Regions from separate parts of the Homo sapiens genome. Here region 2 is linked to region 1. A link is a loop called in an ENCODE intact Hi-C map of the cell type or tissue named here. Cell type or tissue: ovary. All regions are shown on one strand.

The links. Hi-C counts contacts between places; a loop is a spot of excess contacts. Peaks named below come from ENCODE experiments on the same cell type or tissue, not always from the same donor. Only the 100,000 strongest peaks of a DNase experiment are listed, where the experiment ranks them.
Region 2: it touches region 1 in a loop (2.9-fold over the local background); 14 of 110 quality-filtered maps call a loop at or near these places.

Annotation. Positions count from the first base shown.
Region 1 is chr16:84,834,462-84,839,461 of GRCh38, forward strand. It overlaps CRISPLD2 (cysteine rich secretory protein LCCL domain containing 2), which reads left to right. Exons shown (of 15, transcript NM_031476.4): 2 at 3,961-4,274. The coding sequence starts at 4,035. Among named protein-coding and RNA genes, the nearest start is that of CRISPLD2, 17 kb to the left of the region's middle. RefSeq lists an enhancer at 1,711-2,279. In ovary, no CTCF peak of the experiment used is centred here; a DNase peak (open chromatin) is centred at 1,900; H3K27ac peaks cover 3,066 bases.
Region 2 is chr16:84,926,962-84,931,961 of GRCh38, forward strand. It overlaps LINC02176 (long intergenic non-protein coding RNA 2176), which reads left to right and starts at 1,014. Exons shown (of 4, transcript XR_933830.2): 1 at 1,014-1,644. In ovary, no CTCF peak of the experiment used is centred here; DNase peaks (open chromatin) are centred at 850, 1,272, 1,930 and 3,023; H3K27ac peaks cover 2,609 bases.

The DNA of each region.
Region 1 (5,000 bases):
TGAACTGGGCCTCGGCCAATTGGTTTGTGGCTTTGGCAGATGGCACCAACCAGGTTCCAGCCAGGACCCTGGCCTGGCCTCCTAACGTGCCTGTCTGCCTCCTTCGTGTCTCCTCTTTACAATAGCCAGGGGCATATTTGGAAACAGTCCTGTCCAGCCATGTGTTATCTGATGTGTGTTGGTCTGTTAAGCCGGCTACAGCAAAGTACCACAAGCTTCAACAATAGGAATTTAGATTCCCACAGTTCTGGAGGCCAGAAGTCTAAGATCAAGGTGCTGGCGGGGCTGGTTTCTTCTGGGGTCTCTCTCTGTGGCTGGCAGACGGCGTCTTCTCCCTGTGTCCTCATGTGGTCGTCCTCTGCGTGTCTCGGTCCTAAACTCTTCTAGTAAGGACACCAGTCAGCTTGGTTAGGGCCCAACCTCATGGCCTCACATTACCTTAATCACCTCCGCAAAGGCCCCGTCTCCAAATACATTGCATTTGGAGGTCCTGGACATTAGGGCTCCAGTGTGTGAGTTTGGGGAAAACCAGCTCAAACCCATAGCTGTGTGCTTGTTCCTGTGCACCCAGCACTGGGCTCTGGGGGTACAAACTGGAATGAGGTGCTGGCCCTTTTATGGTTACTTTTCTTTTTTTAATTTTTTTGAGGTGAAGTTTTGCTCTTGTCTCCCAGGCTAGAGTGCAATGGCATGATCTCGGCTCACTGCAACCTCCACCTCCCAGGTTCAAGCAATTCTCCTGCCTCGGCCTGCCAAGTAGCTGGGATTACAGGCAGGCGCCACCACGCCCAACTGATTTTGTATTTTTAGTAGAGACGGGGTTTCTCCGTGTTGGCCAGGCTGGTGTCGAACTTCTCAGGTGATCCACCTGCCTCGGCCTCCCAAAGTGCTGGGATTACAGGTGTGGGCCACCATGCCCGGCCTATGGTTACTTTTCTGCTCAAAATCTGCTGTGTTCTCCTGCGGCCCAAATGTAGTAGGAGCCATCCAGATCTGGAGGAGCCTCATCCCCTCCCAAGCAGGGACCCTCCGACCCACCCCCAGGCCCTCTGGGCTGAAGTCAAACCCAACCACTTTCAGACCCAACAGTACTGGCACACCACCCAGCATGGCAGGCCTGTGTCTCCCAGGCTGGTGGCTTTTGTGGTGCACATGAGGGCACTTGGAGAAACCCTCCCATTCCTCTCCCCTTTTCCTTCTGTTGTCTTCCAATGTGGAGGTTTCACTAAACCCCGTGGTTCTCCCAACTCTAAAGCTCCACCTGAGACTTCATAACTTCTCTTTGGAATCCTTAGAGAAGGACCAGCCTCTAAGCTGTGGAAGTCCCTTTAACATTCAGAACAAAGGCGGCCAGTCAGATCTCCTGGGATAGCTCACGCTGGCTCAGGAGGACGTGCCAGAGGACTCATTTAAAAACAGCATTTGACTCCTCCTGTTTTCTCACTTTGGCATTTTGTTTTATTTTGTTAAGCACAGGTTGGCCCTCCCTGATCTGACAATCCAAAATCCGAAATGCTTCAAAATCCAAAACTTTTTGAGCACTGCCCTGAAGCCACGTGTGGAAAATTCCACACCTGACCTCATGTGATGGGTTGCAGTCAAAACATAGTGAAAACTTTGTTCCATGCACAAAATTATTTTAACATGTTGGATGAAATTACCTTCAGGCTACATGTATAAGGTGTATCTCAAACATCAACAAATTTTGTGTTTAGATTGGGTCTTATCCCCAAGATATCTCATTATGTACATGCAAATCAGCGGAGCATCGTCATGACACCAGGAGGACACCCCGTGACGCCGATTACCGCACTCTCAACCTCAACCCAGCGTCAGAGTTTTCTGGCATCTCTTCTTTGAGCCTGGCCGCCTGCAGCTGGAAATGCTCATATATGGTGGTGTGACTAACCTGAGAGAGAGAGATCAGGGATCCTGAGAAGTTCTGCATTCTTGGTCTGCTTCCCAGTGGGACGAGTAAGCACGCAGAGGTCCTCCCCACGCAGCCCCGGGCTCGGCTTTGGAGGAGGGCAGCCCGTCTGCCCTGCTACAAAGCAAGCCAAGCCTCTCCTCTCCGCATGGGGTTATTTTTGTCTGAGGCGCAGGCTCAGTCAGGACCCTGGAGAGTTTCCAGGGGTCGGGAATGGGAACCACAGCATTCCCATAGCTCTTTGGCTCAGCCTCTGTCGCCTGTTGCCAACGTTTCTGCTTCCTGGGATGCCCGTCTTGGCCTCTATCCCCTCCAGGCCTTGATCTACATCTCCCCACCCCGGCCCCACCCGAGGATGCCCACCTTGCACTGCCACTGTCCCAGCCAACTTGACTGGTAAACACCTGGTTGGTGCTATGGGGGTGAAGACCAGGGAGGACTCATGTGAAGAACTGAGCCCCGTGGAGTTCCGACGGGTCAGCCTGAGGCACGGCCACCACCCAACCCTCCAGACAGAGCTGCTTCTTCCGGCCCTCGAGGGCCTGGCACTGTCTTTAGAGTCAGCCTTGTCCTGCTATGTGGGGACTGCGGGTTTCCTCCTCCATCTCCCCGACCTAACTGAGCTCCTTGAGGCCAGGGACAGAGTCCTCTTCATCTTCGCATCCCCAGTCTCCATCTCGGAGTCCAGCACAAAATAAGGCGCTTGATGGAGGTGACTGGGTGGCCCCGACTCTCCCCTGCGAGGAAAGCAGAGAGGAGGGGTGTGCGTGGACGCACTCGTTCAAGCCCTTCCTTGTCTTCTTGGGCCAATGACATACATTTTTCAGATGGCAAGCCAGGAGGAGGAGGTCTGTGGTTCGTGACCCTATAATGGAGGGGAGGTAGTTGGCCCCCAGGGACAGAGGAGTCAAGGTAGCTTGCTGGAAAACTCTGGGTCTTTGTAATCATCATTTCGAATTTCAGCATCTCTGCTTACCAGGAGGCCGGCCCTGGGCTTGTCTTGTCACCACACTAAGCCATAGCTTGCTTTTTTTTTTTTTTTTTCTGAGACGGAGTCTCGCTCTGTCGCCCAGGCTAGTGTGCAGTGGCGCAATCTCGGCTCACTGCAAGCTCCGCCTCCCGGGTTCACGCCATTCTCCCGCCTCAGCCTCCCAAGTAGCTGGGACTACAGGCGCGTGACACCACGCCCGGGTAATTTTTTGTATTTTTTAGTAGAGACAGGGTTTCATCGTGTTAGCCAGGATGGTCTCGATCTCCTGACCTTGTGATCCGCCCGCCTCGGCCTCCCAAAGTGCTGGGATTACAGGCGTGAGCCACCGCCCCCGGCCAGCCACAGGTTTCTTATCTGTAAAATGGGGATGAGAACAGCCTGACCTCCTGGGTTGCCATGGTGATTGAGAATAACATAAACGACCGGCCTGTGTAGGTGCTGATGAAGGGTTTTCTGAGGGAACAAAAGGCTGAGGCCTTGGCTGGACGTGGTTCTGGGCAGCTGTGTCTTAGTGTGCAACAGATGTGCGGGTGGGGCCCGGGGCGAGGGCCGTGATAAGAGGAGCCATATGTCAACCACTATTGGTAAACTGAGTCTGACTTCACAGGGACTAGAAGTTTGCTCTCAACGTTGGTCCACGGAGCATCCTTTGGTGATGGGAAATGACTTTAGCAATCCCCTTGGGGCAGGTGATAGAAGCTAATTTGTGCCTGAGATTCACCTGAGTCCTGAATGAATAAGAGATGCTGACTCATAATTAGAAAATGCAGGGACTCGCTCAAGGAAAACTTGAGTCCAGGAAGAACTGTTCTAGGTTATCCTCTTTGGAATCCTGACAGCTTGCCTCGCTGGAAACCCTTGGCGTAAATCCCAGCTCCACCACTTCCTGTCTGTGGGACCTTGCTTGTTTAGCTTCTGTGGGCCTCAGTTTCCGCATCTGTAAAATGGAGAGAGTCGTGTGTGCTGCGTTCGCTGCTCCAGCCAGCGCTGTGACCGGCTCCTACTAATGCGACTTCTCCCACCACCCTCTGCTTCCTTTCAGAGCTCAAGCGCCCAGCTCTGCCCGAGGAGCCCAGGCTGCCCCGTGAGTCCCATAGTTGCTGCAGGAGTGGAGCCATGAGCTGCGTCCTGGGTGGTGTCATCCCCTTGGGGCTGCTGTTCCTGGTCTGCGGATCCCAAGGCTACCTCCTGCCCAACGTCACTCTCTTAGAGGAGCTGCTCAGCAAATACCAGCACAACGAGTCTCACTCCCGGGTCCGCAGAGCCATCCCCAGGGAGGACAAGGAGGAGATCCTCATGCTGCACAACAAGCTTCGGGGCCAGGTGCAGCCTCAGGCCTCCAACATGGAGTACATGGTGAGCGCCGGCTCCGGCCGCAGAGGCTGGCACCGGGGGTGGGGCCTGGGCCACCAGCCTGCTCTGTTCCCCAGCCAGCTCTGTTCCCCAGCCAGTGCGTGTGATGGCTGGCTCAGGGTCTCCTCTGGCAGGGGAGGATCCCGGCTCTGTTCTGTTTTGTTTGTTTGTTTTGAGACAGGGTCTCACTCTGCCACTGACGCTGGAGTGCAATGGCACAATCGTCATGCCCTGAAACCTTAGACTCCCGGGGTTAAGCGATCCTGCTTCAGCCTCCCAAGTAGCTGGAACTACAGGCATGCACCATGGTGCCCAGCTAGATTTTAAATATTTTGTGGAGATGGGGGTCTTGCTACGTTGCCCAGGCTGGTCTTGAACTCCTAGGCTCAAGCAATCCTCCTGCCTCAGCCTCTCAAAGTGCTAGGATTATAGGCATGAGTCACCCTGTCTGGCTCTGGCTCTGTTCTTAACATTCTGCCAAAACAACACACGTGGGTTCCCTGTGCAGAGCCTGCCTCGTTGCCTTCATGTCACTCTTGGTAGCTCCACTGGGAACACAGCTCTCAGCCTTTCCCACCTGGAGGCAGAGTGGGGAGGGGCCCAGGGCTGGGCTTTGCTGATGCTGATCTCAGCTGTGCCACACGCTAGCTGCACCACCCTGACTTCTCCTTAGCCCGTGTGAGCCTCACTTTCCACTTGGAGAGTCCTTCCTCGCGTGGTTGCCATGAC
Region 2 (5,000 bases), 92 kb after region 1:
TGGGCTTTTAACAGGTGAATTGTGTGGTATGTGAATTATACCTCAAAAAAAAGCTGTTAAAAAAAAAAAAATCCATGCTTCTCCCATGAGATTCTCTAGAGCTATTTTAATTGTTAATGAGAGAAAACAGGTGCACCCCATGAACATTATAATTTTTCCCAAACTGATCCCTAAGCAAAAGAGTTTAGAAAAGGTGCCTGAGGCCACGTGCAGTGGCTCACGCTTGTAATCTCAGTGCTTTGAGAGGGAGGCCGAGGCAGGCGGATTGCTTGAGGTCAGGAGTTCGAGACCAGTCTGTGCAACATAGGGAGACTCTTATCTTTACAAAAAAATTTTAAAAATCAGCCGGGCATGGTGGCGTGAGCCTGTAATCCCAGCTACTTGGGAGGCTGAGGCAGGAGGATTGCTTGAGCCCGGGAGTTTGAGGCTGCAGTGAGCCAGGATCACACCACAGCACTGCAGCCTGGGCAAGACAGCAAGACCCTGTTTCAAAACAAAGAAAGAAAGAAGAAAGAAAAGAACAAAAAGAACAGGTGCTTGAGCTCCATTCCACGTCCAGGTTAGGGGCTCTGTCACAAGCCCTCCTTCAAGTGGCCGGGCCTTCATTGCACACCAAAGCAAAGCAGTGCATTGAGTATTGCATTTGTTTAAAGGCCACAGACTTTCCCGTCAGATTTGTCTGTAAACTCCATATAGTCCTGGAAGGGCGCTAGGCCCCCCTGAGTTCCTCAGGGGTTCAAGGGTAACTTATCACCAGAAAAACTCCAGCGTCTCCAGGCCCAGAGAGTCAGGCTGGGAGCCCGCAGCCATCCATGAAGCCAGCTCCAGGGAGGTCTGGCCTTGAGCCTGCCCCGGCCTTATCTCCGAGAGGATATGTTCTCGCCCTACTCCAAGTGTTTGTCCAGAAGACCAAGGCCCAGGCAGGGTCCCGAAAAGGGAAGCGACACCCTTCAGTGATGAGAGGGAAGCGTCCGCAGCCCAGCCCTGGCAGAGTCACGGAGAGAACGGATGGGGCTCCTGGCACAAGGACCCTGCGTCTTCTGTCCCCTCCCTCACTCAGACCCTCCCACAGGGTGCCCTCGCCATCCCATTGACCTTCAGGCTGTGAGGGTGGCCTTTGGGTTCCCCGCCTTGGCCCCTGGCCACCTGCACGTCCTGCCCCTCCTCCCACTCCCAGGCGCCTCTGGGCCTCCGCTCAGGCCGTCAAACCCAGCTCCACCAGGCCCCGGCCGTGTGCCCTTGGACAAGTGCCGTCTCCAGAGCCTCAGCCCCCTGTTTGCAAGAGCTTGTGAGCTAAAGCGTGCCAGGCCCTGAGTGCGAGGCTGGGATGAACTGGCATTCCTGCTGGCTCTGGCCTCTGGGACAGCACCTCCTCCAGCTCACTGCCCTCCACCCTTCCAGCTACAGCTCCCTCCGGTGCCCCAGAACCGCCCGGCACTCCGGGGCTCCCAGGTTCATCTGGGCATGACTCCGCCCTCCCGACAGAGCCCTCTGCACACCCCCTCCCCACCCTGGCCCATCGCAGCTCTTCACGAAGACGCTTCATGGAATGGGTGATTTTCCTAAGCACTTTTCTTTCCATGATCTCATTTGGTCCTCACAGCACCTGGAGGAGGGCAGACAGGCTGTTGCTCCATTTTACAGGTAAGAAACGGAGGCTCGGAGCCCTGGGCTCCAGGCCAGCCTTCTCCCCTTCAGCTTCAGGGGGTTTCAAGATGGGGGAAGAGGGGCGCTGGCCAGGGGTTAAATGGTCTGCTGTCCACAGCCCCTGCATGGCCTATTACTCAGAACGGTCCTTTGAAAAGACACCCTTTAAACAAAGCCTCCCAGCCCAGCCAGGGGGAGCGGTGCCATTTCCCTGGGCCTGGCTTGACCCATCCCAAGGGTGGGGCTGTGCATTCGCTGACTCAGTCCTGGTCCTGGGCCGGGGATCCGGCCAGAGCCAGAGCCGCTCAGCCTCCCTGGCCCAGCCTCAGACCCACAGCACCGGCTCAGTTTATCTTCCTTGTCAGGAAAAGAGGGAAGTGGCCCTAGGGACGCTAAGGGCCACTCTTCTGGAAGAAAATGTGGACAAGCTGTTCAGGCCAGTGAGAAGGGATGGTTCTTTGCAGCCAGTTCCTGCAACAGCCCAGAAACAGAAAATAGAGCCGCCCAGGGGCTTCGATGCCAAGCCAGACCCGGGTCTGCACCCAGCTCCTCCAGCTCCCAGCACCGTGACCTTGGGAGACCTTGGGAGACCTTGGGAACCCCTCCAGCCCGTTTCCTTATCTACAAAATGGAGAAAAGGCTGCCTAATAATTATCCTTGTAGGGAAGGGCAATCAGGATGTTGAAAGGAGGTTGTGTAGTCTAGGAAATGTTGGGCACAGTGCCAGACACATAAGTAGTCCTCGAAGAACGTCACTTATTTTTAAAAAGCTTGCTTATTGGTAAAATTCACCAGAAATCCTCCAGGGAGAGGCAGAGTGAGAAAAAACTACATTGCCAGAGTAGGGGGTTATGGGGGAACCCTCGGTGAGGGAGGAGCAGGAGAAGTGGATGCTGCGATGCCGCCGGATGCTGCGGATGCTGTGGCCATGAGCGAGGGTGGGACCCCCAGCAGCCAGCAGGACGGGGAGGTGGTGCCTGGCACGGGGAGGGGCATGGAGAGGAGGAAGGGGAGAAGGGCCAAGTGAGCCTCCAATCTGAGTGATCTGGGGCCATGTAAGAGGTTTTTAGGGGGTTGGGGGGTAGTCAGTGGGCCTGAGTAACTCTGACACGATCCCATCAGAGAGCAGGAGCAGGGGAAGCGGTGTTCAAGAGCTGTTGTCGTGGCGGGAGGTTGGTCTCACTTGGATGTTCTTTCAAAGTCCCTTGGCAGTTGCAAAGCAGAGATTGAAACTTTCTTCAACATCTGCCCGGGTTGCACATTTCTGTCCTCAGCTGATGGTAGGAAGGCCTGGCGGAAGGCCCCAAAAGGAGGGAAACACACCAAGGGCCGGGTCTCAGTCAGGGTGCAGCCCCCACACGCAGATCAGGACCCAGAGGAGTCATGGAGAGCCCAGGCTGCCGCCCCCACGCTCTCAAGCCAGAAGGAGCCTTGGGGTTAAGCGGGGGCGTGTGTTCCCCGGCACACGTGTTCATTCCTAAGGCCACCCCAGCCAACGGCTGCAAATGCAGAGGCTGAAACCAGCCTAACACGTGGAAGGCCCCAGGGCCACGCCATTCAGTGTGATTTCAGCGCCGCGTTAATGGGGGGAATGTCGCTTCCCGGCTGGGGCCCCTGTGTGTGCGGCGTCTGCACGCTCCCGTGTCTGCGTGGGTTTTCTAGGGGCACTCCGCTTTCCTCCTACATCAAAGATGGGATGTGAAGGAAATGGCACGTCTGCGTGGTGCCAGCCTGAGTGGCTGTGAGTGTGGGTGAGTGGGTGTGGGTGTGTGGGTGTGGTGAGTGGGTGTGGGTGTGGGTGAGTGGGTGTGGGTGTGAGTGGTGTGGGAGTGGGTGAGTGGGTGTGAGTGAGTGTATGGGTGTGAGTGGGTGTGGGTGAGTGGGTGTGTGTGGGTGTGAGTGTGGGTGAGTGGGTGTGGGTGTCAGTGGGGGTGTGGGTGTGGATAAATGGGCGTGGGTGAGTGGCTGTGAGTGTGGGTGAGTGGGTGTGGGTGAGTGGGTGTGGGTGTGGATGAATGGGTATGGGTGTGGGTGAGTGGATGTGGGTGAATGGGTATGGGTGAGTAGGTGTGGGTGACAGTGTGAGTGGCTGTGAATGGGTGTGGGAGTGGGTGTGGGTGAGTGGCTGTGGATGTGGGTGAGTGGGTGTAGTTCAGTGGGTGTGAGTGGGTGTGGGTGTGAGTGGGTAGGGGTGTGGGTGAGTGGGTGTGAGTGGGTGTGGGTGAGTGGGCGTGGGTGAGCGGGTGTGGGTGTGAGTGGGTAGGGGTGTGGGTGTGGGTGAGTGGGTGTGGGTGAGTGGGCATGGGTGTGAGTGGGTGTGGGTGAGTGGGCCTGGGTGTGGATAAGTGGGTGTGGGCATGGGTGTGGATGTGGGCGTTGGTGAGTGGGTGTGGCAAGGGCATGGTGTGGGCATGGGCATGGCTGTGTTGAGTCGGGGAGATTCATCCCTTGCTTGCCTTTTCCAGCTTCCTAGAGGTCACCCGCATCCCTTGGCTCATGGTCTCCTTCCTCCGTCTTCAAAATGCATCACTCCAACCTCAGAGTCTATTGTCCCATCTCCCCTCTGACTCTGACCCCCTCACCTCCCTCTTAGAAAGGGCCCCTGTGATGACATTGGGCTCGCCCAGTTAATTCAGGAAAACCTCCCCATCCAAAGGTCCTCAACTTAATCACATTTGCCTTTCCTTCCTTCCCACTATCTGGGATGTAGACATGATGGCAGGAGCTGAAGCAACCACTTTGGATCCAGAGGTTAAAAAACCATGTGCTGTGCCCTTAGATTCTGACACTGGAGAAATTCTTAAAAATTAAAAATAACAACAGCAAAGCAAACCCCACGTGTTGAAGCTAGCAGAGCTGGCCTCCCAGCCCCGGGCCACCTCCCTCTGTGCTATCGGAGAGAAACAAGCATCTATCTTGTTTAGGATCGTGTACTACAGGGCCTCTTTTTCACCACAGCTTACACAGTGACTAGCTCAGACCCTTGGGCCTCTGTGTCTGAGATGTGCCTCCGGTGAACTCCCCGGGCCTCTGCCTCCTCTCTCCTGCTCCTCACCACTGCTGAGCTTGTGGAAAGTGCAGGCAAGATGATCAAATTCCTTGTGACTCAGGCAGAGAGGGAGACTTGCCCACAGCCCTGGCCACGGACCTGCAGCATCAGCTTTGGGACCCCTGGGAGCTGGTTAGAAATGCTGATGCTCTGGTTCCAGCTCAAACCTTGTGCATTGACCTTCGAATTGTAATGAGCCCTCAACCAGTGGGCCTGCACGCTGCCGCTGGAGAAGCTCCGGGCTCAGCCCTGCAGAGTTTCGCATCGTCCCTATCCCCTCCCACTCCTTTCACCCCAAGTTACT